Linked DNA regions of Homo sapiens: region 1 is linked to region 2. A link is a loop called in an ENCODE intact Hi-C map of the cell type or tissue named here. Cell type or tissue: heart right ventricle. All regions are shown on one strand. Each heading gives the region's core, and the rest is flanking DNA. Links, peaks and the distances in the headings are about the cores only. Region 1 has its middle 7.3 kb from the start of RICTOR. Region 2 overlaps RICTOR (RPTOR independent companion of MTOR complex 2).

Evidence for each region. Peaks named below come from ENCODE experiments on the same cell type or tissue, not always from the same donor. Only the 100,000 strongest peaks of a DNase experiment are listed, where the experiment ranks them.
Region 1: a loop joins it to region 2, with 6 times the contacts of the local background. A loop is called at or near these places in 92 of 110 quality-filtered maps.

What each region holds. Positions count from the first base shown.
Region 1 is chr5:39,077,384-39,086,090 of GRCh38, reverse strand. No RefSeq gene overlaps it. Among named protein-coding and RNA genes, the nearest start is that of RICTOR, 7.3 kb to the right of the region's middle. In heart right ventricle, for the core only: a CTCF peak has its summit at 5,296; a DNase peak (open chromatin) is centred at 5,320; H3K27ac peaks cover 161 bases.
Region 2 is chr5:39,001,329-39,010,035 of GRCh38, reverse strand. RICTOR (RPTOR independent companion of MTOR complex 2) reads left to right here. Exons shown (of 38, transcript NM_152756.5): 4 at 6,414-6,478; 5 at 7,370-7,501. Among named protein-coding and RNA genes, the nearest start is that of RICTOR, 69 kb to the left of the region's middle. In heart right ventricle, for the core only: a CTCF peak has its summit at 4,268 (motif pointing left); no DNase peak of the experiment used is centred there; H3K27ac peaks cover 2,715 bases.

The DNA of each region.
Region 1 (8,707 bases), core at 318-8,317, 76 kb before region 2:
GGGACCCAGCACAATTCCTTCCCTGGAGCAGTGCCATTATGCCGTCTCCAAGTAGCTCCCCATGCTAGTTTCAGGGCCTGTAAGGGTCTAGGTTCTTTCCCGTGACTAGGATTGCAGAAGTCATGGTGGAACCATAGTCCGCAGGGGGTCACTCATTTACCCTTTCCCTGTATTCCCCACTCCCAGACAATCCTGGCTGAGAAGGCTGCCTCGCTTCTTTCTCCTTCCTTGCTTTAGGTTTTTCTGTCACTTTCCTGTTGAATTCCAGTGTTCTGCTTTGGATGATCCATTCAAAGTGTGATTATTCACTATTTTGGTTCTTCTTTGGGCAGGAGGCAAGTATGAAATGCTTCTAGTCGGCCATCTTGAAGTCCATTCCCAGATGTTTTGATTATATAGAAATAACTTAATTTTTCCATTTTTATTGAAGATAGGTATTAAAAATACAGAAATTTTGGTTGATACTGATTTTTCTTCAGCACTCTAAAGATATTTTTCCTTTTTTCTCCATATTATTTATGTTGAGGAAACTACATAATTATTCTAATTGTAATTTCTGCAAGTTATTTGCCTTTCCTTTCCACTTGTTTTTAAGATTGCTTTGTTTTTAGTGTTTTTAGTGTTCTGTACTTTCACTATATAGTGTCCACTTGATTTATCTTGATTTACATATATTATCCCTCTTATATTTGTTAATTTTTGTCTTTCACTAGTCCCAGAAAATGCATAATCTTTTCAAATATTATATCTTCTTTGATCTCTCAATTCTTTCCTTCTTGGAATCCTGCTAGATCTTTTCATTTGGTACTCCATAAATTTTTTACCGCTTGCAATAATGACTTCTGTTATTTCCATTTTTATTAAAGTATAAATTACATAAGGCAAATTTACCCTTTTTAATATACAGTTCTGTAAGTTTAACAAGCACATACAGTCACATAACCCCCACTGTATCCAAGAATTTGACTCATTTCATCACTCCTAAAAATGACACTGTGCCATGTTATAGTTAACTCCACTGCCCAACCCAAGATCCTGGCCACCACTGATCTTGCTGTCACTATAGTTATGCCTTTTCCAGAATGTCAAATACATAAAATTATAGAGTATAGAGCCTTTTAAGTCTGGCTCCTTTCACTTAGCATAATACATTTGAAATTCATGCATATTGTAGGCCGGGCGTGGTGGCTCACGCCTGTAATCCCAGCACTTTGGGAGGCCGAAGCTGTTGGATCACGAGGTCAGGATTTCAAGACCAGCCTGGCCAACATAGTGAAACCCCGTCTCTACTAAAAATACAAAAATTAGCTGGGCATGGTGGCGTGTGCCTGTAATCCCAGCTACTTGGGAGGCTGAGGCAGGAGAATTGCTTGAACTGGGACCCGGGAAGCGAAAGTTGCAGTGAGCCAAGATAGCACTACTGCACTCCAGAGTGAACTACAGAGTGACACTCCATCTCAAAAAAAAAAAAAAAAAAAAATTAGACGGGTGTGGTGGCACATGCCTGTAATCCCAGCTACTTGGGAGGCTGAGGCAGGAGAATCGCTTGAACCTGGGAGGAGGAACTTGCGGTGAGCCAAGATCACACCATTGCACTCCAGCCTGGGCAACAAGAGAGAAACTCTATCTCAAAAAAAAAAAAAAAAAAAAAGAAATTCATGCATATTGTTTTGTGATTCAGTAATCTGTTCCTTTTTAATGCTAAGTGGTATTCAAATGTACAATTATTCCATAATTTGTCTATCCATTCTCCAGTTGAGAGACATTTGGGTTGACTTTAGTTTGTTAGTTTTTGGCAATAACAAGTAAAGCCCCTATAAATACTCACATCCAGATTTTCATGTGAACATAAGTTATTATTTCACTGGGGGAACACCTAGGTGTGGGATTGCTGAGTTGTACGATAAGTGCATGTGTAACTTCAAAAGAAACTGGCTGACTGATTTCCAAAGTCTCTGAGCTATTTTGTGTCCCCACCTCTCTTGTGTGAGAGAGTTGCACTTGTTCCACATCTTTGCCATTTTTGGTATTTTCCTTTTATGTACTTTTTAAGCCTTTCTAATAGGTATGTAGTGATATCTTATTGTGGTTTTAATGACCATATTCTTCATAACTAATTTTACTGAGTAATGTTTATATGCTTATTTTCCATGGGTATATTTTTTTTGGTGAAGTGTCTATTCAAGTTTTTGTCCATTTTTTTCATTGTTTAGTTTTCTATTAGTGAGTATTGAGAGGTATTTATATAGCCTGCATACAATTACTTTATCAGATACATGATTTGAAAACATTTTCTCAGTCTGTGGCTTCTGTTTTTATTCTCTTAAAAGTGTCTTTTTAGGGGCAGAAGTTTTTCTTTTTGATGACTTCAATCCATCAATTATTTCTCATATTGATCATGTTTCTAGTATAGTATCTAAGAACTCCTTTCTTCCACTCAAGGCTACAGAAATTTTTTCTATTTTTTTTCTAGAAGTTGTGTAGTTTCAATTTTACATTTAGATTTATGATTCATTTTGAGTAAATTTTTGCATACAGTGTAACATACAGATCAAGGTTCATTATATGTATGTGGATAGCCAATTGATCCAACACCATTTGTTGAAAAGGACTGTTCTTTCTACAATGAATTGTCTTTGTACCTTCATCAATAATTAATTAAATATATATACTTTGTGAGCTCTTTATGATATGGTTTTGCTCTGTGTCACCACCCAAATTTCATCTTGAATTGGAATTCCCATAATCCCCACATGTCGAAGGCAGGACCTGACGGGAAGTAATTGGATCACAGGGTCAGTTTCCCCCATGGAGTTCTTATGATTGTCACTGAGTTCTCAAAAGATATGATGGTTTTATAAGGGGCTTCCCCCTTTGCTCATTTGCTGTCTTGCCTGCCACCATTTAAGACGTGCCTCTTCCCCTTCTGCCATGATTGTAAGTTTCCTGAGGCCTCCCCAGCCCTGAGAAACTGTGAGTCAATTAAACCTCTTTTCTCTATAAACTACCCAGTCTTGGGTATGTCTTTATAGCAGTGTGAGAATAGACTAACACATTTCTGTCCTATTAGTTTATATATACATCCTTTCTCTAAAGTTGTCTTGTCTTCACTCTGGCATTAGAGTAAGTCTTGAATTCAGATAGTGTTTCTTTAGTATTGTGCTGACAATTTTAGACCTTTGCCTTTCTATATAAACTTTATAATCATTTTGCATATCTACCAAATAACTTCTTGAGTAAGCTTTGGTGTTTTCTGTCTTTAAAGGATTTGGTCCACCTCATCTAAGTTAACAAATTTATTGGCATAAAGTTGTTAATATTCCCTTCCTATACTTTTAACATCTATAGGTTCTATGCTAATGGCCCATCCTTCATTTTGGATATTTGTTATTTCTTGCTTGTCTCTTTTTTCTTGGTCAATTTAGCTAGAGGTTTATCCATTATTACTTCATTTTCTCTGCCCCAATCTCTCTCTCCTCTGCTTCTGGGATTTCAGTTACACATATTTCAGACTGCCTGATTTTTTTTATATGGGTTACTAAGGCTTTTTCTTCTTCCTTATTTCCCCAGTCTTTTTCTTCTCTATGCATTTTGTTGGTTTGTCTTCAAATTCACAACCCTTTTCTTTTTTAGGGTACAATCTGTCATCATTTAGTGAATTTCTGACTAATATATCATCATTTCTGGCACAGTGTTTTTCATTTCTAAAATGCACACTTGGTTATTTTTTACAGAATACATTTCTCTCTAGAGAGTATCCATCTGTTTACTTACTGTGTCCAACATTTCTTTTAAATCTTTGATCATATTTATGAAACTCTATTAATTCCAATGTCCATGCTTTCTCTAGTCTTGGTTTTTGTTTTTTGTTTTTTGGTTTTTGGTTTTGGTTTTGTTTTGTTTCTTTTTGAGATGAAGTCTCACTCAGTTGCCTAGGCTGGAGTGCAGTGGCATGATCTCGGCTCACCGCAAGCTCCGCCTCCCAGGTTCAAGCGATTCTCCTGCCTCAGTCTTCTGAGTAGCTGGGATTACAGGCATGCATCACCACGCATAGCTAATTTTTGTATTTTTAGTAAAGACGGGGTTTCACCATGTTGGTCAGGCTGGTCTCGAACTCCTGACCTCATGATCTGCCCGCCTCGGCCTCCCAAAGTGCTGAGATTACAGGCGTGAGCCACTGTACCCGGCCTCTGGTCTTGTTTTTAATTGATTTTTTTCTCATGAGGATGAGTCACATTTTCCTCATTTTTCAAATCTCATAAAATTTTTGCTGTATGCTGAACGTTACCAATGTGATTTGTCGGAGAGTTGGAATATTGTTGTTGTATTTTTGAGTTTAGTTTTAAACCCTGTTCTTTAGTTAATTTATTGGGAGATCAGCTTGATCCTATTGGGGCTTGACTTTGAACTCTGTTTAGGTATATCTATAGCAGCCTTATTCTAGGACTGATGTATCCTTTTCGATAAGTTATGGCCTTTGTGGGATCTCAGTGCAACCCATTTCCTAACGTATAGCCTTTTGGGTGTCTTACTTGCATACTCAAAGTGTTCACCAAAGTCTCTTTACTTGCCGGTTGGATGTCTTTCAGCAATCTGCAACCTCTGGAATCTCCATTTAGTTCAGAGCCCCCAGGGGCTGTTCTTTGCCATGTTTCACTGAGTCTTACCCTATGATTGTTCAGCTTAAAATTCAGCTAAATAAGCAAAGGGATCCCAGTGCAGATTTCTGGAGCTCCTACTTTGCACAGCTCTCTCATCTCTGGTATTATGCCCCTCATCTCGACTTCAGTTTTTCTTTCCTCCATTCCGTGAGACTGCTGCTCTGTTTAGGTTCCACAAATTTTGTGTTGCATTTTCAAAGCTGGAGGGAAGGTGAAACTCACCTTTTTTGCTCCTTTTATGTCAAGGTCATAGTGCCACACTATTGTCCAGTGCCTAAACACTGCTGTTTCATATATTTGTCTAAATTAACAATTGTTTATTGTAGGAAGGTACATCCAACAATCATTATTCTATCATGGATAGAATAATAAATTCATTTGAAAAAAATTATTTAATATGGAATAGCTACTTTGTATTTTGTTTCATATCATCAATATCTGAAGTCCTTGGCATAGAATTCTGTTTATTTTGATTTATACGGATTCTTACTCATAGTCAGTTTTTTCTATGAGTTTAATGATCTTTGAATGTGAGCTTTTATTTGTTTGATCTTGATATGTGACGATCCTAGGAACTGATGAAGTAATGGACTTTCCCCAAAAAGGATTTGTAATTGCTACTGCTGAAAGCCAGGGGGCACTACCAACCTGGGTCCACTTTGGTCCACTTCTAGGATCCTGGACTTAACGCAAGAGCCTGATGTTCTGCTTTCCTACCTTGCAGTGGCTTAGTCTTCAGATCTAGATAGCTAGAGAGGACCTTTTTTCCAGTTTTCTAGTTGCTCACTGCTCCTCACTCTGACTTCAGTGTCCTATTTTGTTATTTTTTTTTTTTTGTGGAGGAATTTGGAGGAATTTTTTTAGTCCCCTACCCCTACGTGCCCCCTTCAAAAAAAAAAAAAAGAAAGAAAGAGAGAGAACAGAAAAAAGAAAAGAAATGAAATGAAAGAAAAAGGTAAACTATTAATATTTATTATACATATTAACAATGGAGCTGTCATCTTGTCAGAAGGTTAAATTGACATGAGTCATATAAGTATTCTGAGGGAAGATTGGGAGTTCTACAACTCAGAAGAATTCACAACAGACTCAGGAATTCTCTCCACTTTGGCATATGGCCATATACTTTATCTAGGTAAGTGGATTTAAGGAGGATATTATAAACTATTCCTCACAAAATGTACACACGGCTTAAGAAGAATCTTGCAAAGAAATTGTATGTAACACAAATAATAAAAGCACAGTACAGGTTTTAAAATATGGCAGACTTGATACTTCTGATTTTAGCACTTTATCAGCTTCATTACAAGGAAAAAGCAATGATAATGCAATCAGATGTCACAATGTCAGCCAACATTTTTTAAAATTAAAAATATTAGAATTATGTGAAATATGAATTTATATGCATTATCCTTCACTATTATCTGAGTCTAATTATATATTGCTCCTTGAGATGTCAGCTATTATAAAGCTACCAGATTAGCAAAATATTTTTAACATAAACAGAAAATAAAGATAATTTTCTGTATTTTTTCTGTGATGTTAGAAGTCATGCAATATTGAATCCATTACTTTGCAAAAAGACAGATTTTTTTCTTTTTTCTCAAGGTAGGGTCTTGCTTTACTACCCAGGCTGAAGTGCAGTGGTGTGATCATAGCTCAATGCAGCCTTGAAAAATCTGAGCTCAAGTGAGCCTCCCACCTCAGCCTCCCAAATAGCTGAGATTACAAGAGCATGACGTCATGCTAGATAACTTATTATTATTATTATTATTACTATTTTAGTAGAGACGAGATTTGCTACGTTGCCTAGGCTAGTCTGGAATTCTTGGGCTCAAAGGATCCTCCTGCCCCAGCCTCCCGTACTGCTGGGATTACAAGCATGAGCCACCCTGTCCTGTGAAAAGAGAAAGATTTCTTATTAGCAACAGACAAAAAGGAACATATCAGTTGGGAATATAGTGCTATTTCCTACTGTGGTTAAAAAAATGGCTGGGAATAAAAAAAAAAAAACAGAGAAAAATATTTGTTGACAAAACTAAAACGCAAACCTATTGGTCAACCAAAGCAGAAAAAGGGGTGGGGCAGGGGAAGGCTGAAGATTTGAAGAAAAAGGCATTTGAACAAATAAGCATTATGAACAAGCTTTGCTGTGTGTGCAGTTGAATGAAAGAATAAATATTTCTAACTATGTCTTAGCTTACGGTGTTGGCTTAATTCTGTTAAGCTTTTTTCTGTGCCATCAAAGTAAAAGTACCAAATACCAGGTGTCCTTATCAGTAAACAACTTCCTTAATAAGAACAATGTTTTATGAAAATCGATGAAGCAGTTCCCATCAATTTAAAAAGGAGTTCATACAGAAGTACAGAGATAGTACCACATGTGATAATTTTGTATAAATAAGACTTTTTAAAAAGTTTAATTTTCACACACTTTGAAATGAGAGGTGAAGAAAATCTTTTGTATTATACAGGTGTTTACTATTTATTTAGTGGCAAGCTTTTTTTTCATGATGACTGGTGGCTTCGAGTAGCATGTTACCTATCAGATTTTTTAAAAAAAATTAAAAAAAAATTTCCCTTCAAGGTAGATGTGATAACAATAACTAAGAAATTTAATACTTCCAAAAAACCTGTGCTAGGATGAGAGCATTTAGAAAACAGATATTTGAAAGTGTTTCAGTTTTGTGATTTTTTTCTGAAAAAACTTAAAATATAAATGTGTCACATATATAAATTTTCATATCTGCACACTTGAAAATCATGGGAACAGAGTTTCCCAATCTGCTTCAAAATCTTTCAGATAAATGGTTTTGCAACCATTTTGCTGAAAATTTCTAAATGTTATGTCTTCTAGTTTGATAGGAAAACTGATTGACATTAGGCAAGATGAATATTTGTTAGCCAAATTACTAGTTTGATAGGAAAACTGATTGACATTAGGGAAGATGGATATTTGTTAGCCAAATTACATTTCAAAAAGCTTTTGTATCACTGGGTGGACGAAATGGGAAAATGAGTTTTATGGTTTAGAAATGCGGCCAATACAGTAGTTCTTCCATTTTTAACTTTGCATTTTGTGAGGTCTCAGCTATTAAAACCCTATACCCACATAAACTCTTCTTAGAACTAGACTTTTAAATTTCAGTATCACAAAGTATATAACAAGAAATGTCGAGAATAATGAAGTATATTCAGCCCCATTGCTTTGTATTCGTGTCATTAGTAAAATAACATTAAAAATTACTTTTAACCATTTTTATTTTGTGTTTATGTTTTAAGTTCTAATTTAATTTAAAAAGTGAATATATATGTATTGCAGTGTATGTGCAAAAGTTCTTTTTTTAATGAACAGATGCACAAATAATTTTGATTGTTTATAATGACCTGTTAAGTAAGTCATTATTATAATCAACTGTTTATAATTTTGGTTTAGAATAGCCAACAAAATTTTTCTAAAATAGTTTTCCTAAAAAAATTCATGAGTAAAAATTTGTTTGGGAACAAGTAAAATGAGAAAACGGGAGAGAAAAATCACTCCAAATTCTACCATCTGTAGATAATAACTGTTGAAATTTTACTGCATACCCTTCTAGATTTCATTTTTTAACATATCTTCATCTTCCATAAACATAGGTTTATTCTTCATTTAAAACTGTTAGTCATAGAGAGTCTCTTTAAAGAATTATTTAAAAGGAAATTTATATGAGATTTTGGGACAGAGATTAAAATTTAAAGACACAATACTCAGGGGCTCTGTTCTGCTGTGACCAAGACATAATTAACACTGGATGGGATTGTAACATTTGTTAAATTTAATTCATTGCTTGTCGTGTAAATGGCCTTTAGATGTCTCAAATGTGCGGTTTAACTATGAAGTTACCAAGAAATAGTCTGACCAAATTTTGTGGCTTTTTACTTGCTTTATCTTCAAATGGCCTATGTACCAAGGCAGAGAGATTAAAGGGAACTAAGATTTTGATAAGGCTTTTGTTTCTGTTCAGTATTACAACTGTATCCCAAACCGATAAAATATGGTTTACATA
Region 2 (8,707 bases), core at 122-8,121:
AGAATTCAAGGTGAGATTTTGGTGGGGACACAGAGCCAAACCATATCACATAGAAAAAGAGCTAAACAGTTTAATGTGTACTTTAGGGTTTGGTTATTTAAATTAGGAGATAACTAGTAAGGTAGTCATCACAAGAAGTTTGTATCAAAGTCATTCTTATTCATAATATTTTGAGATTTATATATGAATTCTTAGTGATTAGCAGTGAAAGTATAATATTTCTTTGATAATCCAAAATTTAGAATTCTATTACTATCTTCTTTCCTATTCCCAATATATATGTGAATTTATTTACACATAGAAAGTTTAATCACTGCTCGGGATAATTCTAATTCAAAAGGTTTTTCATTTAAGACTGATTAAAGCCCTCTTCTACAGTCCTGGAAACAACCTGAAGGCATTTAACCATTATTGAATGGTTAAATGGTTAAATTTAACCATTATTGAATTCCATTTACTATGTCTGGAAAATAGGCACTAATTAATAACAAATATATTGTGTTTCTGCCATAATTGTTCTTTTTAGTTATTTATGATTTTCCAGTTTCCAGCTGATTCAGCATCTTTCTCAAAAACTTTTCTTGCATTTGAGATGCATTGACATTAATAATCAGAAAATGACACACCTCTCTAAACACTTTTTAAATGGTGCGTGTTTGTTTTTTAAGATTATAATACCTTTGAATTTTGTTTAACTTTTTCACTAAAACTGCTAACTCTAGGAAATGTTAAGTGATAAATGGTCATATATTTTTCTCGTCTGAGAAGGTAGATAATTTGAAAATTGTGTTCTCTGAATCTATAGTTTTCTACAAGGTTGACTGGCAAGTATGAAAAATATAATGCAGGAAATGAGAGTCAAGTACACACTTAGGGGAAAAACCAACCTTTTAAAGGACAAGACTTTGTATATTTGTAGAATTTTACAACCTTTCATTTTATTAACATTCATTATTACTGTAGCAGAGGAATGGAAATACTCCCTTTTTAAGCAGTTGAGTTGATATGTGTAAATTATAATTTAAGAAAGTAACATTTTTTCCCAGTTTGAAAGCACAATATTTTGTATGTTGATATAAACAAATTCTAACCTTAATTTTTCTATATTATATATATTTGAATATTCCCAAGGATGAAGTAATGATAACACTGTAAGCTGACCATATTTTTCTTTCTTACTCATGTATGGTACCACATAGTGATAATGCTAGTATTCTGAAATATGTGAGAAATCTTTAAAATAATAAATTATTTTAAGGAGTGAAAGTGCAGTTTTTTATATTTTAATTCTTTGAAATGGGCAGTTTTTTTTTAATGGTATATTTTTAGTTAGCAGTTCTGGAGAAAACAATAGTTAAATTTTCTTATTTGTTTTATGTATATATATAGCCAGGGTGCAGTTCTCCAGATTCTTGATGCCACATTTGAGGCTGGAGAAATGAAATAAGATGGTAATGTTCAATTGTTTTTTACTTCCCCTAACCCCCAACCCTGTGTAAATAATTTCAATACAAAATTATAGTAATATTTTTCATAGTGGGCTCTGGCGTCAAACTGGTTTGATCTGATTTCCAGCTTTACCACTTAATTAGGCTTTGTGGCCTTAGGAAGTCATATTAACCTCTCTAAGCCTCAGTTGTTTTCATTTACAGAAGTACTACCAGGGTTGAGAAGATTACCAGTCAATAATTGTTACTTCTGTGTGTATTCATCAATACTATATATAAAACTATTCCTAGATGGTGTGATACATGTTTAATTGTGAACATTTATAAAATACACAAAAACGCAGAGGAGTTGTTGTTAAAAAAATTTTTGGTGTTAAAATTTTGATGTATATCCTTTTTTTTTAAAGTGTGTTTTTAAGAAATATGTCTTACAGAATCTTTTCCCCATTTAGCAATAGATTCTGCATATTTTTCTTATGATTGTATATTACAGTATTTTAATGGCCTCATGAAGTTCCTCCTTTATAAACATTTTATTCCCATTTCTTTAATGTTATAAATAATGTCATAAGCATCTTGTACTTGAACCTACTTTATATTAGTAAAATAATTTAAAATACATAAATCTCCAAAAGTGGATCTTGATCCTAGTGCATTTTTCCAATTTATTTTATAAAATATTTTCAGTTTTCAATCCCATTACCAGTATATAATAATATTTAAAATAATATTTTACAATATATTTAAAAACTATTATAGTAATATACAATATTTAAAACTATTTTCTGAAATATTTACAATAATAAAATAATATACAATAATATTTAAAACAATATTTTGCCATTTTTGTGAGTTGTAAGTAGAACTTTGCAATTCATTTGATTTGGGTTTTAGGAAAAATGAATATATGTCATATTTATTTGTCAATTATATTTCTTCAGTAAATTCCTTGTACATTTTCTTTGCCTGTTCTTCTTTGGGGTCCTGAGAAGTTTTTCCTCAATTTGTTTCAACCTTTTACATTATAAGGATCTGTATTAGTTTGCTAGGTGAGGATGGAATGCTGTGAGCTGAATTGTGTCTCGTCAAAATTCGTATGTTGAATTTCTAACCTCCAATACCTCAGAATGTGACTGTATTTGGAGATAGGGCCTTTGAAAAAGATAATTAAAGAAAAATGTGGTCATATGGGTGGGTGGGCCTAATCTAATATAATCTCTTATAAAAAGTGTAGATTAGGAGACAGACATACACATAGGAAGATATAGAAAATAGCCATATGTAAGGCAAGGAGAGAGACTTTAAAAAAACAACAACCCTGCCAACACCTTGATCTTAGATTTCTGGCCTCCAGAGTTATGAAAAAGTACATTTCTGTTGTTTAAGCCACCCAGTCTGTGACATATGTTATAGTAGCCCTAGCAAACTACATACAGTGCCTTAACCTTTTTCTTACCATATTTGTTGCAAATATTTTTTACTAACACATTGTCACTTTTAATTTTAGGTATATGGTTGGTTTTTTAGAGGTATAGAAGTTTTATCTCAAAACTTAGAAAATTTTATGTTATTTTAAATATGTATGTATAAAAACGCATTCTCTTAAATTTGTAACTACTTTCAACACTGTACAAGACAGTAAAAACAAAAGAAAAACATACTCTTTGAAAGTCTGAGGCCTCTTTGTTCGTCATATCAGAATTTTAAGGAATACCAGTATTGTAATATCAGCAGTGTTGCAATATCTGATAGCAGCTATTCTAGTCCTGTCTCCTACCCTATTCTGTTTGGGACCCCCTCCCCTCCCCTCCTCTCCTCTCCCCTCCTCTCCCCTCCTCTCCCCTCCTCTCCCCTCCTCTCCCCTCCTCTCCCCTCCTCTCCCCTCCTCTCCCTTCCCCTTCCCTCCCCTTATTTCCTCTAAAGAAAAAATTGGACAGGAAATTTTTACAGTTATCCTACCAATAGGGTAGTGAACTTTTATCAGCTTTTTCTTAGGGTCCATGCTTCTCGTGGATGTGATGTGATATGTTGATCACTTTGGTTGCTTTATACTGTATGGTTACAATGTTTATAACTTCATACTGAGAAAGAATATTAGCACTTTGGAGACCCTTCTTGGTCTTCAGTGTTAAATAAATGATTTATCTTCTCTTTAATCCATTTCAGTTAGCCGCAATAAATCAATTAAGGACATTATATGTAACTTTTAGGTAAAAGTCAATTCTCCAGACTCATATCTAGATTAAACTGGCATATATTCATCCAGGTGGGATCCATAAAGGTAGTATTAGACCACCGCTCTCAATGAAAACTAGGAAAACCTGTTTGAAGGCAGCAGGAAGCTGCTCGGGCAACAATAAGTGCAGACACCAACCTTTCAGAAAAGAGAGAATCTTGTACAAATAAGCTGCTTCAACAACTTTTTCCCAGGGGACACTTGCTGATGTTAAGTATGGGCAGGAAACGGGATTCAAGCATTAGGCCCAGAAATACTGTTGCCGAAAGTCAAAAAACAGCACAGAGGTTTTGGTGGAGTCCTACCTAGATGCATCAAGCATGAGGAGATTCTCCCCTCAGTTCAGTTGTTTAATCCTGGGGCTACCTGGGATGAGAAACTTAAAACCTAAGTAGAAAATCTTTGAAAATCAGGAATGGAGTTTGCAGGACAAAAATTAAATTTTTCATCCTCCTTGGACTAGTTTTCTTAACAATAAGCTTTCAGTTGAAACTTCAGGTGGCAGGGAAAAAGCAGAGGTAGGCCTGGTCTTACCAGGGCAACCACCTAACGTGGACTCAACACCATCTAGTGGTTTAACAGAAAGAAGGCTGAACCTTCTGTGGAGACAGATAACACCATCAAATCTTTGCAAGTTTTTATATACAATCAAAGACTAAGGAGCTACCAAAGGACAGGATTACATGACTAGAACAAAAGGGAAAACAGTTAATAACAGATCCAGAGATGATCCACATCATTCAGGTTTATTAGATGAAACCTATTTTCAGTAACAACTATGTCATGAACATAGAGGACGTATGGAGAAAATTGATGTGAAATGAAGAATTTCATTAGCACATTGGAATGGCTAAAAGGATTAAATGGAAATTCAAGAAGGGAATAATACAGTATCTACATTTAAAAACTCATTAGATACATGTAATAGAAGATTAGACACATCAGAAAACAGGTTATAGAAAATATTCAACTGAAGCATTGAGATAAAATGGAAAAAAAAAAAAAGAGGATTTACGGATTTGTGATACACATGAGAAGATCTGGCATACATTTAATTGAATTACCAGAAGGAGAGTTTGGACAGAAGTAGTTTTGAAAATATATTGTATAGAATTTTTCAAAACTGCAGAAGTAGATCAACCCAGAGATTTAGGAAGTTTTGTTTACCCTAAGCAGGATAGCTACAAAGGAAACCACACCTAGAAACATTGTAATAAGATTGCTGGAAACCAAAGATAAGGAAAGATGTCTTTAAAAGAGTCTGAGTGAGAGGCCGGGCGCTGTGGCTCATGCCCATAATCCCAGCACTTTGGGAGGCCAAGGCGGGCGGATCACCTGAGGTCGGGAGTTTGAGACCAGCCTGACCAACATGGAGAAACCCTGTCTCTACTAAAAATACAAAATTAGCTGGGCGTGGTGGCACATGCCTGTAATCCCAGCTACTAGGGAGGCTGAAGCAGGGGAATCGCTTGAACGTGGGAGGCGGAGGTTGCGGTGAGCTGAGATTGCACCATTGCGCTCCAGTCTGGGCAACAAGAATGAAACTCCATCTCAAAAAAAAAAAAAAAAAAAAAAGAGTCTGAGAGGCCCAGTGCGGTGGCTCACGCCTGTAATCCCAGCACTTCAGGAGGCTTAGGCAGGCAGATCGTGGATCACCTAAGGTCAGGAGTTCGAGACCAGCCTGGCCAACATGGTGAAACTCCGTCTGTACTAAAAATACAAAAATTAGCTGGGCGTGGTGGCAGGCACCTGTAATCCCAGCTACTCGGAGGGCTGAGGCGGGAGAATCACTTGAACCCGGGAGGCAGAGGTTGCAGTGATCTCAGATCAGGCCACTGCACTCCAGCCTGGGTGACAGAGTGAGACTCCGTCTCAAAAAAAAAAAAAGAGTTTGAGAAATAAATGACATGACTTTCAAAAGAGTCAACAATAAGACTGATGGCAGACTTCACAACTGAAATAGTGGAGGCCATCTTGAAACTGTTGGAGGAAAATAGCAGCTAACCTAAACTTCTAAATATCCAGCAAAATATTCTTCAAACTTCAATGTAAAAAAAAAAATTATTTCCAGAGAAATAAAAACCAAGAAAATCATTACCAGCAACCTGGTCTAAAATTAAAACACTAACAGAACAAGTCAACAGCAACAACAGAGTTCTTCAGGTAAAAGGAAGATATCCCAATAAGGAACCATCAAAATGATGAATAATAAAAAGGGTAAATATGTGAATAAATATAAACTGATATTGACTAAATACTGTTAAAACCCATTAACAGTAATACGGTATAGTTTTTAAAAGATAGAAAAAACAATTGTAAAGTGAAATGTGAGGGGAGAAAGTGAAATTAAAGTGTGAGATTCTGGCATTGAGGACATTGTGAAGTGATACTTTTTGTTAGATAAGTCAACAATGCATGTTGTAATCTTAATAGTAGCCACTAAAAGAACCATTTTTAAAACAGTAAATTATTGAGAAGGAAAATGGAATAATAGAAAACAAATGATTTTTTAAAAGGCAGGAAAGATAAAAGATTAAAGAAACTTAAAACTGGCAGGTCAAATGAGAAATAGATGATACAAATAAAGCTGCTGATTTGAACAGTAAAATCATATTTTTCAAAATATTATTCCATAAAAATACCTTATTTTCCAGTGTAAATATATAATGTATATAAATATGTGAAAATATACAACACATAAATGCACACTTATTTTGTTTTTCTGACAGCTTCTTTGTGATATTGGCCACAGTGAAGAAAAACTGGGCTTTCACTATGAGGATATCATAATTTGGTAAGTGTGGTTCATTCCCCCCTCCCATCCCTTTCAGATTTTAGTAATTTTAATTTTAGTAATTTTAAACTAGAAATAGAATAATACAGCACCTCATATTTGATTTTATAGAAATAGTTGCTTGAACATTAGAAAAAATCTAAGAGCTACAGTAGTTTTGTTTTTGTGAGTCTTTGTGATATTTTCTAATTACTAAATATGAAGAACCAAAGTGAATGTTCAAAAATATCTGGACTTCTATAATTTAAACTTTTAAATTAAATCTGAAATTTGCAGACTAAATTTCTCATATTATTCCCAGGAACAACTATAACTCTAGGTCTTACCTAAGAGAAAGTTTGTGCTTACAACAGACTTGATTTGCCCATGCACACTAATAGAGGCATGTTATATGGCTTTATAACTATCTTTTAGGTACTCTTAGGAATTAAAATTGATATAAAAGGTCTGTGCCTGCTATTGGCATAAATTATTATTATCATTGATTTAAACCAATGATTTTTGGGAGGTATGGAACCAGGTAGGCAGAGAGAGGATATTCGATTGTAGAGACACAAATGGTACAGCTTGAAAAAGGCTGTACCATTGTTTATATAAAACAAAGGCTGTTTCCATTGTTTATATAAAATAAAGTACAGAAGGTAAGAAAGAACTCAATAACATTTTCTTGATTGGTAAGAATGTACTAAGGAGGCACAGATTTAAAAAAACAACACTAAGTGAAATTGTGTGGCTTGGAGTGAGTAATTTTTATATATGTAGAATGCTCTTAGAATTCTGTGCATGACTAGAATTTTTGCATATTTTGGCTGAGGAATAATTTGGTAATATAATTTTGTGTGTATTTGAAACCTGTGCAGCAAAACTTGTATTTTGTTTGTTTTCATACAGTTTGCGGTTAGCTTTATTAAATGAAGCAAAAGAAGTGCGAGCAGCAGGGCTACGAGCGCTTCGATATCTCATCCAAGACTCCAGTATTCTCCAGAAGGTGCTAAAATTGAAAGTGGACTATTTAATAGCTAGGTAAATTTCCTAGACTTGTTTATATATTTTTGAAATTTTGTGTTGAGTTTTTAGCATGCCTGCCATAAAGTGTATAGATTTGTACTGTAGTGTAACTTTGATGAATTTTGTGTGTGTGTATATATATATATATACACACACACACACACACAACCAAGTAACAAGATTTAGAACATTTTCAGCATCCCAGTAAAGCTCTGTTACATCTCCAATCAGTTGTAAACATTATTCTGACTTTTCCCATTGCAGACTAGTTTTTCCTGTTCTTGAGCATTGTGTGTTGGACGTATACAGTAATTACTCTTTCTTCTTCTCATTATTATCTTTGAGATTCATACATGTTGATTTTTTTTTTTTTTTTTTTTGCTGTGTAACATTTCATTTTATAAATAGACCACAATTTATTCCATTCTGTTGAAGCTTTTCTGGGTTGTTTTCAGTGTTTGACTATTTGGAATAAAGCTGCCCTGAATGTTCTTGTAGAAGGCTGCAAGAATATTCTTATAGAAGAGGAAATGCACTCATTTCTCTTAGGTATATGTAGAACTAGAATTTCTGGGTTATAAGGTACATGTATGTTTAGCTTTAGTAGATATTGCTAAATAGTTTGCTAAATGATTGCACTGATTATACTTCTACTATTATGTATAGGAGTTTCAGTCTCCCCGTGTCCCCATCAACACTTGCTATTTTCAGTTTTTAGTTATATCCTTTCTTGTGTGGGGTCTCATTGTGGTTTTAACTTGTGTTCCCCGGTGAGTGATGATGTTAGGCACTTTTCATTTGCTGGTTGAAAGTTTGGATAGCCTATCTTTTGCTCATTTGTAAATTGGATTATCTTTCTTGTTATGTAGGAATTCTTGATGTATTCTGGATATGAGTCTTTACAGATATATGTATTGAAAATGTCTTGTTTCAGTTTGCCTTGCCTTTGCCTTGCCTCTTCATTCTTTTAATGGGTCTTTGATGAACAAAAGTTCATAATTAGTGAAATCCAGAATGCTTTTTGTCTATTTGGAAGAGATCTGTGTTTTCTTTTAAAGGTTTTATTCCTTTATACGTGTTTAAGTCTTTGAACCATCTTACTTGATTTGATCTCATTTGATGGTTGTGTAAGATATGAGATAGATGGCAAGTCATGATTCATTTTTATCTTTATGAATATCCAATAAAATTAGCACCTTTTATTGAAAATATTTTCGTTTC